Linked DNA regions of Homo sapiens: region 1 is linked to region 2. A link is a loop called in an ENCODE intact Hi-C map of the cell type or tissue named here. Cell type or tissue: GM12878. All regions are shown on one strand. Region 1 overlaps RUNX2 (RUNX family transcription factor 2). Region 2 has its middle 130 kb from the start of RUNX2-AS1.

Evidence for each region. Peaks named below come from ENCODE experiments on the same cell type or tissue, not always from the same donor. Only the 100,000 strongest peaks of a DNase experiment are listed, where the experiment ranks them.
Region 1: a loop joins it to region 2, with 10 times the contacts of the local background. A loop is called at or near these places in 4 of 110 quality-filtered maps.

The regions. Positions count from the first base shown.
Region 1 is chr6:45,547,768-45,550,267 of GRCh38, forward strand. RUNX2 (RUNX family transcription factor 2) reads left to right here. Exons shown (of 9, transcript NM_001024630.4): 9 at 1-2,500. Among named protein-coding and RNA genes, the nearest start is that of RUNX2-AS1, 28 kb to the right of the region's middle. In GM12878, a CTCF peak has its summit at 982; a DNase peak (open chromatin) is centred at 1,074.
Region 2 is chr6:45,709,023-45,711,522 of GRCh38, forward strand. No RefSeq gene overlaps it. Among named protein-coding and RNA genes, the nearest start is that of RUNX2-AS1, 130 kb to the left of the region's middle. In GM12878, no CTCF peak of the experiment used is centred here; DNase peaks (open chromatin) are centred at 1,019 and 1,599; H3K4me3 peaks cover 390 bases; H3K27ac peaks cover 873 bases.

The DNA of each region.
Region 1 (2,500 bases), 160 kb before region 2:
CCAGTTGAGGTGCACTAAAGGGACATGAGGTAGAATGGATGCTTCCATCACAGTACCATCATTCAGAATAACTCTTCCAATTTCTGCTTTCAGACATGCTGCAGGTCCTCATCTGAACTGTTGGGTTCGTTTTTTTTTTTTTTTTTCCTGCTCCAAGAAAGTGACTTCAAAAATAACTGATCAGGATAGATTATTTTATTTTACTTTTTAACACTCCTTCTCCCCTTTTCCCACTGAACCAAAAAGAAATCCCATCCCTAAAACCTGCCTTCTCCTTTTATGCAAAACTGAAAATGGCAATACATTATTATAGCCATAATGGTATAGATAGTGATTGCGTTTGGCTATGTGTTGTTTTCTTTTTTTTTAAATTATGAATATGTGTAAAATCTGAGGTAACTTGCTAACGTGAATGGTCATATAACTTTAAAGATATATTTATAATTATTTAATGACATTTGGACCCTTGAAACATTTCTTAGTGTATTGATATGTTGACTTCGGTCTCTAAAAGTGCTCTTTATTAAATAACAAATTTCTTCAGTGGTCTAGAGCCATATCTGAAATATTGCTAAGCAATTTCAGTTCATCCAGGCACAATGTGATTTTAAAAAATACTTCCATCTCCAAATATTTTAGATATAGATTGTTTTTGTGATGTATGAAGGAAATGTTATGTTTAGTTCTTTCAGATCTTTGAATGCCTCTAACACAGCTTTGCCTTCTAAAGCGGTAATTAGGGATTTAAAAAACAACCTTTAGCCCTTTATCAGCATGAAATGCTGGAGTGATGTGGTTTTCTAATTTCTTTGGGGTAATTATGACTCTTGTCATATTAAAAAGACAAGCACAAGTAAATCATTGAACTACAGAAAAATGTTCTGTGGTTTCATAGTTAAGCAAAACTCTAAATCGCCAGGCTTCATAGCAAAGACATAGTCAGCTAAAAGCCGCACATGTGGATAGAGGGTTCAATTATGAGACACCTAGTACAGGAGAGCAAAATTGCACCAGAGATTCTTAACCAACCAGCCTTACCAAACAACACAACAGGGGAACCCCAATCTGCCTTACCCAAGGCCCCACTGGCAGCTTTCCACAGAATTTGCATTTAGAGGAGCAGAATGACATCACTGTCCTTTGGGAGTAGGTCCTCTGAAAAGGCAGCAGGTTCCAGCAGGTAGCTGAGCTGAGAGGACATATGGCCCACGGGGACCTACAGACAGCCTTTGACATTTGTATTTCTTACAATGGAGGGCCAAGGAGGGCAAGGGGCTGTGGAGTTTGGTGTCTACTAGTGTGTATGAATTTGAGCTAGAGTCCTTCTGTGGCATGCACTTTGACCACTCCTGGCAGTCACATGGCAGATTTCCAAGTGCAAATCCTTAATCCAAACAAGGATCATCTAATGACACCACCAGGCCAATCCCTGCTCTCCTCCCCGAAAAGTCAGGGTCCCTTCATTGGAATCCTCCACCCACCCAAGCAGAATTTAGCAGAGATTTGCCTTCAAACCCTAACGGCCCCCTTGTTCTCTGGTCCTTCTCAAACCCACCTTTGTAGGCCACCCAGCATTGCAGGACAGCGTGTGGGGCAGCTGGACCTGTGCTTCCTGCCTGGGAGTCTCCCTTGGAATTCATCCTGACTCCTTCTAATAAAAATGGATGGGAAAGCAAAACACTTTGCCTTCTAAAGGCCGTATACCAAGTATGCTTAGATAAATAAGCCACTTTTCTATTACTTAAGTAAGAAGGAAGTAGTAATTGATACTATTTATTGTTTGTGTGTGGTAGCTTGAAGCACACCACTGTCCATTTATTTGTAAGTGTAAAATATGTGTGTTTGTTTCAGCAGCACTTAAAAAAGCCAGTGTCTGGTTACACATTTCAATTTTAATTAATTGACATAAAAATGCTACCGCCAGTGCCAGCTGCATCCTATTTAATTAAAAAGGTACTATATTTGTACATTATTTTTTAATGTTAAAAGGGCTTTTTTAAGTTTACAGTACACATACCGAGTGACTTTAGGGATGCTTTTGTGTTGAAATGTTACTATAGTGGCTGCAGGCAGCAACCCAGAAACACTTTAGAAGCTTTTTTTCCTTGGGAAAAATTCAAGCACTTCTTCCCTCCACCCTCACTCCAACCACCCCAATGGGGGTAATTCACATTTCTTAGAACAAATTCTGCCCTTTTTTGGTCTAGGGATTAAAATTTTGTTTTTCTTTCTTTCTTTTTTTTTTTTTTTCACTGAACCCTTAATTTGCACTGGGTCATGTGTTTGATTTGTGATTTCAAGACCAAAGCAAAGTCTTACTACTACTGTGGAACCATGTACTAGTTCCTGGGAATTAAAATAGCGTGGTTCTCTTTGTAGCACAAACATTGCTGGAATTTGCAGTCTTTTCAATGCAGCCACATTTTTATCCATTTCAGTTGTCTCACAAATTTTAACCCATATCAGAGTTCCAGAACAGGTACCACAGCTTTGGTTTTAG
Region 2 (2,500 bases):
GGGAGGCCCTTGCAGCACTGAAGGGGTCAAATTTCTACATGATGAAAACTGAGGTTCAATGAGCCTTCACGGTACTGACATTGCAGAAGGGGCAGGCAGACACCCCCATCTTCACTAAGGCTGTTAGCCCTTGATATAAAGACCACGGGCATTGGGCTTAACCTGGCCTAGGATCTCAATTCTGTCCCTTCCTGTTTTGTGGCTTGGATGTCTCTCAATTCTTCATCTCCTAAAATGAACAAAATTACACTTGCCACACTGGGTGGTTTGGGAGATATGGGAAAATATCACAGTTACCTTGGGGCTTAACAGCCCACTAGTGCTCTGAGAATCAAAAATTGGACCATTTCAAGGGATCTGAGTAAAAGGTGCTCAACGAATGTGAGATATAACCATTGCAAGATAAGTTTCTGCTGTCTATATAAACCTTGTTTCCAAGATTAATCAACGCTTATTTAAAAAGGAACAAATGGGCGGGCGCAGTGGCCCATGCCTATAATGCCAGCACTTTGGGAGGCCGAGGCGGATGGATCACCTGAGGTCAGGAGTTTCAGACTAGCCTGGCCAACATGGTGAAACCCATCTCTACTAGTAATACAAAAAAATTAGCTGGGCATGGTGGCGCAAGCCTGTAATCTCAGCTACTCAGGAGGCTGAGACAGGAGAATCGCTTGAACCCGGGAGGCGGAGGTTGCAGTGAGCCGAGATCGTGCCATTGCACTCCAGCCTGGGCGACAAGAGCGAAACTCCGTTTCAAAAAAAAAAAAAGGAACAAATATTATTAGCATGTTGAATAGGGAAATGATTCCTAAGAATAAGACTGGGCCCTGTATTTCAGCTGGTGTGGACTGTATGCTTATGTATTTGCGTCTATGTACTTATCATTCATTTGACAAATAATAATTCATTATCTCATGCTGCTGACGTGGTACTAGGTGTTATCTACGGGTGACACAGAGTTGGCCCTCATGTCTATTTCTTCCACAGAAGACTACAGAACTTCTGACTCAATTCCTTAGTTAGAAACCGGAGGGCGAAACTCTGGTTTTTCAGTTTCAATGGGTGTTTTAATTGTTCCTTTAAAGTGTCACATTTCATCACGTGTATCATCATCTCTTAAATTACATTATCTTGAAAGTTGCTACTCAAACTTATGCTATTCAAATTTCAAAAAAAATTTTTAAATGATGAACCTCAAGTAATTTATCCCGTGAAGTTCCAGAGGATGAAAATGTGGCTCAGAGATGATTAAAAATCAGACAGTAAAATATACACATGGATACCTCAGAATTTGTGATGTACTCCCAGGTCCACTGAGACCTGTGCACAGCATGAATCACTGGCTTCTGGTATTGAACCTAAGACATGAAGTGGGGGCAATGTGTGTCCCACTGTCCCCCATTATAACATGCCCCTCGGGCCAAATGTTCTATCCTGATGTCCCCTCACCCCTGGAAAACATGCAGTTGTCAGAAACATGATCACATAGTGAATTTGCCAGGCAAATTGTGAAATATGAGTCATGGTTCTATTTGTTCTGCAATTGTGAAAATTGCAAACTTTTTATCAAGATAAAAACTGAAACTTTGAGTGTCACCTCATGGGGGGAGCCCTGACACTCTCACGTCAGACTGTTCTCCTCACCCACCCCCACGGCTCTGGTCACGCTATGCCTCTGCCAGGGACCAACCTGCTGTTTAGTGTTCAGCACCCAGAGAGTGGCTTGCCCGGAGGCCCTTTCAAATACTGGTCACAAGCACTGCTGTTAGCCTGACCTCCAGCTTGCCTGTCAAGTAGAGGCTTGGTTGTCCTGGAGGCACTGCCTCTCTCAGCCCCCTCCCCTCCTACTGTCCAGACTCGAGTCCAGCACTCCCTCTACCCGTGTGCTCTCCATATCCCTGCCCTGTAGCCAGGGACTCCCAGTCACCACTTACCTAAGTTTCATTCTCTAAAGACCCTGGTAATTGGAAATAGATTCCTACTAATGCACTAATTTGTTACTCCTCAAGAAGTAAATGTGATCTTAAAGTGATCTTAGGTAGATAAAGTCTTAATCCACTGGTTTCCTGAAGTCCTCATCTTCCTTGGATGTACCTGAGGGTCACTATAGAAAGCTTGGAACCCTCCGCCCTCTATCAGAGCTCCAGCCAGAGCTGTTCTGATTTTATACGCCTCCTTAAAAACACTCTATACTGGGGTCACACAGTGTGATCTATGAAAGGGTGGGCTCTGGAGCCAGACCAGGCAGGATGGAAACCCAGCTCTAGCACCTACAGCTGTGTGATGTTGGGCATATCATTTAACTTCTCTGTGCCTTAATTTTGCCATCTGTAAAGTATGAACAGTAACAGCACACTGTATCTACCTTGTAGAATTGTTGGACTAAATGAGTTAAAACATCTGGCATACAGTAAATACTACTTAAGAATGCGCTAGTATCGTCTACATAGGGGCCCTCAGAGATTTTGTTTGAAAGAGGGTTTCCACTGCTTTACAAAAA